2 separate regions of the Mus musculus genome follow, and region 1 is linked to region 2. The links are chromatin loops, found by intact Hi-C in ENCODE. Cell type or tissue: gastrocnemius. All regions are shown on one strand. Each heading gives the region's core, and the rest is flanking DNA. Links, peaks and the distances in the headings are about the cores only.

Evidence for each region. A loop is a pair of places that touch in the nucleus more often than their neighbours do. Peaks named below come from ENCODE experiments on the same cell type or tissue, not always from the same donor. Only the 100,000 strongest peaks of a DNase experiment are listed, where the experiment ranks them.
Region 1: it touches region 2 in a loop (8-fold over the local background); 1 of 42 quality-filtered maps calls a loop at or near these places.

Annotation. Positions count from the first base shown.
Region 1 is chr9:108,851,492-108,856,860 of GRCm38, reverse strand. Celsr3 (cadherin, EGF LAG seven-pass G-type receptor 3) reads right to left here. Exons shown (of 36, transcript NM_001359572.1): 36 at 3,892-5,369. Slc26a6 (solute carrier family 26, member 6) reads right to left here and starts at 2,818. Exons shown (of 20, transcript NM_134420.4): 1 at 2,027-2,818; 2 at 919-1,084; 3 at 699-838; 4 at 419-529; 5 at 37-185. The coding sequence starts at 1,037. In gastrocnemius, for the core only: a CTCF peak has its summit at 2,756; DNase peaks (open chromatin) are centred at 1,413, 2,312 and 2,808; H3K4me3 peaks cover 3,928 bases; H3K27ac peaks cover 3,893 bases.
Region 2 is chr9:108,933,572-108,938,940 of GRCm38, reverse strand. Uqcrc1 (ubiquinol-cytochrome c reductase core protein 1) reads right to left here and starts at 2,293. Exons shown (of 13, transcript NM_025407.2): 1 at 2,154-2,293; 2 at 1,785-1,925. The coding sequence starts at 2,222. In gastrocnemius, for the core only: a CTCF peak has its summit at 2,339 (motif pointing left); a DNase peak (open chromatin) is centred at 2,285; H3K4me3 peaks cover 2,255 bases; H3K27ac peaks cover 1,588 bases.

The DNA.
Region 1 (5,369 bases), core at 57-5,056, 82 kb after region 2:
CAGTGTAAGTCAGATGCTAGGATGGCTGTTTCGTACCTGGAAGAGGCCGACCAGGAAGCTGAGTGTGTAGGCCACCTGCACGCGTGCATCATCAGCTGTGGCATTCAAGCCTTGCACGAAGGCCTTATCTGCTGTCAGAGATTCTGTCACACTGCCCACCATCACAGACATTACAGCAAAGGTCCCTTCAGGGGGAGGACAGGGGAAGTCTGGATCGTGGGCAGGCTGGGCAGGTCTTTAAGAACTTCCCAGCCCCAAGGACTAGATCATTCACCCTGAAGCCAGGGCTTTGAGATATTCAGCACCTAAGAAGCCCTACAGTTTCCTAGTGCTGCTTGGGGCGATTCATAGGCCACTTCCTTCTTCTCTAACCTGTCCTGCCCTGCCCTCTATGAAAGGGTTGCCTGACTCCACTTACCCACAGAGATGTGTCTGGAGGTACCAAACAGGAAGTAGATGAAGACGGGGTAGAAAGAACTGTACAGACCAAACATAGGAGGCAATCCCGCCAGAAGGGCATAGGCCAAGCCTGCAGATAAAACAGTAGCAATGCAGACTTGAAGAACAGGGTATCAAAAAGATAGAGACTCCAAGCCCTGGGCTCAGGGGGTCATAGCTCCAAGAGCAGAGGTCTTGGCTTCTGGTTTGACACTTCACAGACCACAGAACTTGCAACCCTGAGGTTGGAGGTAGCTCACCCTGAGGAAGCTGCATGATGGCCACACTCAGGCCAGATAACAGATCACCCAGGAGCCATTCACGCACAGGATACCGGGGTAACCAGCCCAGGACTGGAACGTGCTGGAGCAGAAGAGAATGGGCCCGAGCACGGGAGCATCTAGGACGGAGAAAAGTCTGTTACAGGGTGGACTGTCTGGGCCTTGAAAGAACCCCCAGAACCTCTCCCCTCATCATTACCGGAACCAAGTTCGCCACTGGTGGGTCTTCGCCGCTGGGCCCCAATGCCCCAGATCTTCTAGCTGCTCCTGGTTCAGCAATGGCCTTTCCACATGGTAGTCTCTCCTCTGCAGCTCCATTTCTTGGGCTGCAGACAGGAGTGCCTGCGTCTGATGTGTCCCTTGGTCTAGAGAGGTGAGACCACAGATATACAATAGAACTTCTACTTGGGACCACAGAGCCACATACCTGAGTTTTCTGGGCTCAAAGATCAAGGGTAGAGCTAACTCTGCTGGTCTCTGAGGGCCCCGTGCTCACACCCTGACAGAGGCAGTATCTGAACTTTGGCTGCTGGAAGACTCTTTCTGGGCCAAAGTCTCTCCGGAAGGGAGAGATGGATGAGCATGCCCACACATCCAGCTCAGGTGTGGCTGCCCAGCCCCGAGTACCACTTCAAGTCCAAGTCCAGGTCTGGGTCCAGGTCCAAACTGACTGCGCTTCCTAGCCCCTACCTCTCAGGCCCTTGGCTTCCTTCCCTGAATCAATTCCTGTCCAGTCCCCTTTCCAGCTTTTCCACCAGGAGCCCAACCTTGTTGGCTGAGAGCGAGTTGACAGATAAGAACTAGCAAACCAGAGGTCTGTAAGCAATACTGCCCTCCAGTTTCAGGACAGGGTCCAGCAAGACTCCAGGGTCGAAGCTCTCACCTCCAGGGAGTTTTGACAGGCTCCCACTCGAAGTAGAGAGACTTCACCTGGGAACAGGAGCTTTTGGAAGCCAATCCAACCTGGAGGGAACTCTGCCCTGAAAGCTTTCACCAGCCAGGCAAGTTCTGACCGGGGGTGTGGGAATCTCTCATCGGGAGGCACTTCTCTGGAGAGGCACTTCTCTCGGAAGTGGGAGACTTTACCAGAGAATAGGATCTGAGGGGGTCTCTCAGAAGAAACTCTGATCTGGGGGGGGGGTGCCTCCATATGGAATGCAGCTCTCTATAAATATATTTCAGGGGAAACAAATTTGGAGTGGGCAGGGGGGAGGGGCTAGCCTGTGGGAAAGATATCACCTGTGAGTTCTGATCTAGGAGAGGCTATAACCAGGGGAGAGAATCCCACCAGAGGGGTAGGAACTCACCTGGGAAGACTCTCTAACCTGGGTATCCAATGGAGGAGGGAGCAGTGCAGACGCAAGGAAGATCTTCAGAGATTCTCTGCACCGCGGGCTCCAGGAGATCTCAGCGGCCCCTCTCCCCTCCTTCAAGATCTCTCAAGTCTTCTTAAAGGGCTCCCTCCCCTTACCAGGCGGCACGCGCCTTGGAGGGCGGAGCCTTGATGCTTGGCACCTCCCTTTGGGAGGGCACAAGGGCCGGCAGCGACAAATGTGAACAGTACCCTGCCGACTCAGGCCGCGGCTGGTCCACCGCCTGGCTAGAGCCTGTCTTGCAGCGGTTTCTCTCCCAGTCCCAACGCGCCCAGCTGGCACACCTCCCGTGCCAGGACTCCTCGGTAAGCAGCAACTTCCCTGCAGCGCCCTTATTAGCACTCCAGGGACGTTCAGTACAACCCTCAAGAGCTGGGGTCGCGCCAGAGCCCGCCCCCATCCCTCGCTGTTGATGGATAACCTCCTTCGGAAAATCGGCAAGGCGGTAAACTAAGGCTCCGCAGACGGGAAATGCCTGTCGGGGACTTGGAGGTTCCCTTCCTGAATTGACCCAGGCCGGGAGTCACAGAACTACTAGCGCTTCGCGGGCACGCGGAATTTGGGCAGCGCCCTGCAACTCACCGGACCCATCGGGAAGTCCCATGGCCCTCAGAGGGTAACTCGTGTACCGCTTTTCAAACAGCTCCCCCAGGAGGCCACTACCGGCTAGAAGGTGGCGCCAGGCCCAGAACTTGGCCGGCCGCAAGCTCCACCGCTAGGATGTGCAAGATCAGACCAATCAGAATTCTGGGGGTGGAATCCAAGTCATACTCTCTGGGCGGGGCGAGCCCGGAGAATAAAATTTTAACCCTTTCCTTCCCGTCGGCCTAGCTTCTGTCCCTGCCTGCGATTCTTGTTAACCTGCTGGGAGCTGGAGCATTCTGCTGAGACTGGAGGACTGGAACGAAGGCCCAGCGCTACGCTTGGCCAATGTTATGCCTCTGTGCCCTTAAGTGGCTGGACCTAATTGTATGCTTTGTAGAAGGTCCCCACTTTATGCAGAGGAGACATTCTTGACCGATCTGGATGCCTAGGTGTGCAACCAGGGGCCCCAGCCTCAACTGTGGGAGATCTAGGCCTGTAGGGTCTCTCAGGGACCACCAAGCTGTGAGTATCACCCTCAGATTTTTCCTTCTGAGACCTGGCACAGTGGTCCTCAAGACCAGCCCCACCCCACCTCCATTTCTTTTTTTCCAGACAAGTTTTCTCTGTTTAGCCTTGGCTGTCCTGGAACTCTCTGTAGACCAGACTTGTCTACAGAGATCCACCTGCCTCTGCCTAGTGAGTGCTGGGATTAAAGAAGAGATCAAAGGTATTTGTCACCATGGGTGGCTTCTTAAGCCCCCCCCCCCCCTTTCACTTTCACACCTGGCTGCCTAGACTGGAAATGGAGCACTCAGGATCCTTTCCAGGTCTGGAAGCTCTGGCCTGATCCAAGTGAGAAAAGACCAGTAAGGGCCAGAGTGTGGGTGGGTAAGCAGGAACTGAAGTGGGAACGCCTAGGTTTGGGGTGACTAATGGGCAGGGCCACAAATGTCAGCCTCTGGATATTAAGGAAACCCTCATATGACTGCCTAGACCAGGAAAGTGGCTTCTCTTGGCGCAGCTCCTGCGCTCCAACTTCAGGCTCCAGTCACAAGGTGAGAGGCCATATTTCAGAAAGAAATGGGAACCTGGTCCAAATCTCCCATGAAATGGGCTAAAAATAACTGGCTATTTTGGAGGGAGGAGAGCTCAGAGTCCTACAAAGGTCATCCTGGGTGAGTATTCTCAACAGCTGAGACAGAAAGAGGAACAAGTGTTTTCTATAGAAGTTTATTCCCAAAACAGAGCGCGGCTTCACGGAACAATTTACACAGACAGGAAAGAGGGCCACTGTTGGAAGGGGACCCCAGAGACGGGCATCTACAGAACCTAGGACATAGCAAGGACACTCTCCCAACCGACAGGCCTCTCAGCCCTTCAAGGGCAGGGGTCAGTCTGGGTAAAGAGAGCTGGGGACCTGGCTGGTGGGATTTGGCACAGGCAGTGAAGTGGGATTTTTTTGAATCTCAGAAACTGCCTCCCAAGAGTAAACACAGGGTAGGGGTGGGTGGCGGCTGCACAGAACCCCGGTCCTGAGCCACTTTCGGGGCAAGCTGTTAGAAGACTCAGCTGACCTTTGACCTGGGAAAAGTTGGGATTAGAAGCCTACCTCAAGATGGCCAGGTCCAGGGGCATCGCAGGTGGGTCTTTTAGGCCCCTCCCCCACTTTTTCTACCTTTCACTTGTAAACAAAGAGGGGGAAACATTCTGAACTATAAAACAAAGTGTGTAAGTTCAATGGTTGAAGCTGTAAACAATAAATAAAACCCAACCATGTTAAAAAAATAATCTTGATCTGTAAACAAAGTAACAAAAATGTAAAGTCCCCAGCACTGGACATCAGACAACTAACAAGAGAGTTTTGTGAGCAGGATCCTAACAGTTACCTGTCCCTTTATAAGGGACCAACAGAAGGTGGGGCAGCCACTGCTGCAGCCTGGTGCCAGGGAGGATCCTGTAAGCAGTGAGAGGCGGTGGCACCTACCTACATTCTGGGTCTTGGGTTCCCTTGTTTCTGCTCCCTTTGCTCACTGCCCCCCTCATCCCTCAAGGGGACAGTGTAATGAACCAATGGCACCACAGACAAGTGAAGGAGGGACAAAGGAGTTTCCCCTCCACCCACCCCCCTAGGAATGTCTGATTAGAGGCCCAAGTCCCTCCCTAAGGGAGAAAGGGAAGCCTTGATCTGTAAACATGACTTCTGCTGCTCCACCAGCACCTGCAGCATCAGTCCTAGGTCTTAAGGCAGTAAGCGGCAGGGACTCCATGTAATACATATCCACACCCACAGGGAGGAGTGGAGCACGTGAGCCCTCAGGAGGAGGATGGAGGAACCCCTGTTTCCAAGACCAATCCCCCCCCCCAACAGGAGTTTGGCCTAGGGGCATCGGAGAAAATGCAAAGATCAAATTTGCACCCTGGGCCCCAACAACAACGTTCAGATCAATGTGGGGAAGAGAAGGGGAAAGAGCAGGTGGGGCCTGACTCATTCACTCTGCTGTAAGATGAAATGAAAGAGCAGACGCTTAGCTAAGCGCCCAGTGGAGTGTCTCTCTCCCATCCCCTTCCCCCTCCTAGCCCAGTCTCGAGACCCCTGGGAGACAGAAAAGCTGAAAAATAACATAAGCATATCTCTCTGGTTACAAAGGTACAAAAATGTATAAAAGTCCTCCCTCAGCCCCCACCCCTGCAC
Region 2 (5,369 bases), core at 122-5,121:
TTTGAAGATTTCCAACTTCTACATTCATTATTTTATGTGGATGAGTGTTTTGCCTACGTGTATGTATATGCGTGCCTATGGAGGTCAGATCCATAGAGGGTACAGGATCCCTTGGGACTGGAGTTACAGCTGGCTGTGAGCCACTGCGTGGGTGCTGGGAATTGAAGCCAGGTCCTCTGAAAGAGAACAAGTACTATAAACCAGAGTCAATTCTCCTGGCCAATTTGCAATTTTAAATAAAGTATTTGTGTTTCTGTGTACCAGCGTACACAGGTACCCAGAGAAGCCAGAAGAAAGTGTCAGATCTCCTGGAGCTGGAGTTACAGGTGGTTAGAAGTTGCCCAATAAAGGTGCTGGGAACTGAAATCTGGTCCTGTGCAAGAGCGGCCAGCCCTCCTAACCAAAGAGCATCCAATTCACTGTAATCTTCAAAGGTACTCTTTGTCTTCCTTCAGTGCTATAAAGCTCATGGCTTTCCACTCAGTAGGCAAAGGCTCCACCCAAGTTACATTTCCCAGTCTTTCAGAGGCATTTCTTTCGTGTGTGCAAGTGCCACACATACATGCGTGTGCACACTCCACCACACAAATATCTGCGGAGGGCAGAGGAAACTGGGTGCTTTTTCTGATTACTCTAAATCTTTTGTTTTTTGTTTTAAGAATCCTTACTTCTGAGCTAGGCATTGGAGGCTCATGCCTTTCTTCCCAGCACTTGGGGAGCAGAGGCAGATGGATCTCCGAGTTCGAGGCCTGCCTGCTCTACAGAGTGAGCTCCAGGACAGCCAGGACGACACAGAGAAACCCTATCTTAAAAAAGAAAAAAAAAAAAAAAAAAAAGGAGAAAAAAAATTTTTATTTTTACGTATGTGTACGTGGGATGGTGAGACTGTGTAGGGTTAGGAACCGCTCTTCCACAGGACCCAGGTTCAATTCCCAGCACCCTCACGGTGGCTCACAACCACCTGTAACTCCAGTTCTGTTTTTTTTTTTTTAGATTTGTTTATTTATTTATTTATTTATTATATGTAAGTACACTGTAGCTGTCTTCAGACGCACCAGAAGAGGGCATCAGATCTCATTACGGGTGGTTGTGAGCCACCATGTGGTTGCTGGGATTTGAACTCCGGACCTTCGGAAGAGCAGTCGGGTGCTCTTACCCACTGAGCCATCTCACCAGCCCTCTGGGGGTTCTAATATCCTTTTCCAACCTCCAAGGGCATTATGTACAGACATGGTGCACATACACACATGTAAGCCACTCGTGTAGGTAAAAGTAAGACCGGCTTAGACACACTAGTCTCCACCCCTCAGAGTATTGGTGTTAGACCTAAATCACAACACTGAGGACTCCAAATTCAGATACCCATGTTTGAGTACCAAGCTCTTTACCCACTGGGCCATCTTCCCCGTCCTTCAGAGGCATTTCTTGAAGTGTATTCCTGGCTACGTCTACAAATTACATAGCCTAGGTGGTGAGTCTAACAGACCTGGATGTCTTTCTGTAAATAACCTAAAGTCTGTGAAATCTCATTCTTTTTCGTGGCAAGAGAATAATCTCTTCTCTCGGGGAGGTAGAACGAAAAGCTGGAGGAGAGAATTCGGCCCCGTCTTTGGCAAGCACCATAATGTTGGCTGCCGGGTTAAGGCAGGGTTGAAGTCAGGTACAGGGATAAGCCCCGGCAGTAAGCCAGTCTCCACCCAAAACATGTAAGACTGGAGCCCAAGGTCACATCCCAACCTGGGACAACACGGCGGGCCTCACCTAGAGGACTGGCGCACACTTACCGTGCAGGTAGCATGCGAGGACTGCTCCGAGGCCACACGCAGCCCGTTGTCCAAGATGCTGACCTGGGTCTCCGGCACGCTCTGGAGGGCCTGGGCGAAGGTTGCGGTACCCCGCAAGGCAGGTAACCTCAGCAGGGCCGGCTAAAGGGAGAAGGCGACCATTGCAAGAACTGCTCGCCAAGCCTCTGGGACCTCGGCTCTCAAACCCAAGCCAGAGCAGATAACCATCCCCGCCCTCCGCCATGACCTTCCCACGGCCCTGACCCCCGCGACCTCCCCACTCCGACCCGCCACTGCTGAGACAGCCTGCTCCTCATCTGTGTACGAAAGCCCTGGGCCCTGCAGCCCAACGTCTCACTGCCACCTCACCGAGCGGCGGGTGCGAAGTAGCACTTGCGTCCCGGAGCAGGCCGCTCGGCAGACTGCGGACGCCGCCATCTTCTAACTTCCGTCAGTGTAGAGCCGCGCTGCGCATGCGCAGAGCGGAGTCTGAGGCGCAAGCGCTGTAAGGAAGACTTGGTGCTCAGTCGCCCCCTGTTGGGCAGCAAGTACGTTAGCAAGAATTGATCGCATGTAGTCATTTGGTCCGTGTGCCTCTAGGATCTTCGGGACATTTATCAACCTGCGAGGGAGGGGCCCTTCATCTGGTCCCATCTGAGACAGGTTCTATTCATCACCTTCTTCCACCTGAGGGAGGCGGTATGCAACTGTGGGAGATGCATTGTACGCCAGCAGCAGCTCTGAAACCTGGAGGGCAGTGGCTAGGCACAATTGAGCCCAAGGGCTAAAGCACTTGCCTGTCTGTGCAAGAAGGTGTCCACTAAAGTTAGTTTAAAAGAATAAAATATGCTTAAATGGTTGACTTGAAAGACGTTTAATAATATATTGCCAAATATATAGCACTTGGGAAATGGAGACACAGAAGAATCAGGAGTTCAAGGACATCCTCCTCTCTTGTGTAAGGAGTTCAAAACTACCCTGGGTTGTGTAAGACAGTGTCTCCAAAACGTAAGAAAAAAAACGTGTGTATGAAAAGAGGAACAATGTAGAGGTAATTTGTGGAATAGGGCTCCTTGTTTGGAATAAAATAACTAAGCAAAAAAGTTTTTTCTATTTTGTGATTATTTCAAAACTTTTTGTTTACTTTTTTTCTTAATTTTTTATTATTTAAATGCATTTTATACATCAAACATATTAATAATGTTGAGTACTTTGAGAATCAAATAATCCATAAATTTTTTTCAACTTTTATATTCATATCCTTTCATACCCTAAAATATCATTAATGAATATTTAATACTATCCATAACTGAGGATCCTATATCTAATGTTGAATACTAAATTGTTTCAAAACATGCAAAATATTCTTTGGGAGTTAAGCATAGTAAAAGAGCATAAAATATTAAAAATTAATCATTAAGAAATATATTCATGAGTTCGAGGCCAGCCTGGTCTACAAAGTGAGTTCCAGGACAGCCAGGGCTACACAGAGAAACCCTGTTTCAACAAAACAAAACAATAAAAAATGAGTTACAGGGACAAAGTTTGGAGTAGAGACTAAAGGAATGACCATCCAGAGACTGCCCCACCTGGGGATCCATCCCATAAACAACCACCAAACCCAGACACGATTGCGGATGCCAACAAGAGCTTGCTGGCAGGAGCCTGATAACGCTGTCTCCTGAAAGGCTCTCCCAGTGCTTGACAAATACAGAAGTGGATGCTCACAGCCATCTATTGGATGCGAAGCACAGGGTCCCCAATGAAGGAGCTGGAGAAAGGACCCAAGGAGCTGAAGGGGTTTGCAGCCCCATAGGAGAAACAATTATATGAACTAGCCAGTACTCCCCAGAGCTTCCTGGGACTAAATCACCAATCAAAGAAACCACATGGTGGGACTCATGGCTCTAGCTGCATATATAGCAGAGAATGGCCTAGTCGGACATCAATGGGAGGAGAGGCCCTTGGTCCTGTGACGGTTCTATGCCCCAGTATAGGGGAATGCCAGGGCCAGGAAGCAGGAGTGGGTGGGTTGAGAAGCAGGGGGAGCGGGGAGTGGATAGGGGGTTTTCAGACGGGAAACTAGGAAAGGGTATAATATTTGAAGTGTAAATAAAGAAAATATCTAATAAAAATAAAAACATATATATGTGTGTGTGTGTGTGTATGTGTGTTCAAAAGCCCTTATATGATACCACCTGACATAGTGAGAGAGTATTTAAAATGCATTATATATCTGTGTACATTGTCTAACAACCAGTTTACTTAAAAAAAATTATCAGTGTTTGTAGGAGAGAAATTATTTTACCATTAAGTATATTTTAAAATTTTCAAAATGGCAAAAACTCTTTGAAGTTAAACATTAAGAAAATGCTAATTTCAAGCACAGTGAGAAAAATTATCAATAATAAAAAAAAAACTATCTGAAATCAGATAAAAGATCCTTTGTGTGTATTGATTAACATTTTGTGGACCAAAAGTACGATTTAGAGAGGAAAATAAAGTGAAATAAAATCTTCTTTGCTGCTGGATAAGGTAGTAAGCGCCTTTAATCCCAGTGCTCAGGAGGCAGAGGTAACTAAGCCTTGTGCAGCATTCCAGGCTAGCCTGGTCTGCACAGTGAGCCAGGGATCTATAGTGAAGGCCTGTCGCAGGCACACAAAGGAAAAAACAAAAAACAAACCTAACTTACCTGCTTCCTTTTCTTGGAGAGACTGGGTCATGTGTAGCCCAAGCTGGCCTCAAATTCACTTTGAAGCCTTGGATAACCTGAACTTCTGATCCTTCTACCTCCCCCTCCCAGGTAATAGGATCATAGGTAAGGACCACCAGCTGCTTTCTGTGGTGCTGAGCAGTAAAACCAGGTTCTCACAAACACTAGGCAAATGCTACCAACTTAGTCACACTGTTAGCTCTCTTTCAGCTTTCTGAAAACATGATTTTTAGTTTAAGATTATTTTTATCTATTACTTGTGTGTGCGCACATGATATATGCATGTGTGGGGGATGTCCCCACATGTGTTCAAAGTTCAAAGAACAACACTGGGGTCTCTGTTCTCTCCTTCCACCTTTGCATAGATTCCAGGCGTCAAATTCGGGTCACCTGGTTTGTACAGAAAGCGCCTTTGCTACGGAGCCATTTTTAGAGCAGCTTTATTCTTAAGGAACTGTGAGCAGATGGTATAGACGTTCCTCATGCTCTTCGAGAGCATTAGCAAGCCGCTCCCTTTACCGACATCGTACCTTCGTACAGCTCACCTATTACTATTAGCAGGCCATTATTAGTTAGTTATTAACTAAAGTCCATAGTTTGCACGGATTTCCTTGAGTTGTTGTTGTTGTTGTTGTTTTAACCTAGTGTCCTTTTTCTAACTCAGGACAGTACATTACATTTGCCTGTCTTAGGCTTCACTGGTTTGTAATTCAGTGTGTTTTGTTTTTAACCATTCCAGACTTTCAATTTAATGCTATAATAATAATAATAATAATAGTAATAATAATAGTGTATCCTTTGGAAGCCTGTGTAAGACAGCCATAAACAATGATCAACTGGGCCTTCCTTCACAGGCTTTGTACGATCGAAAG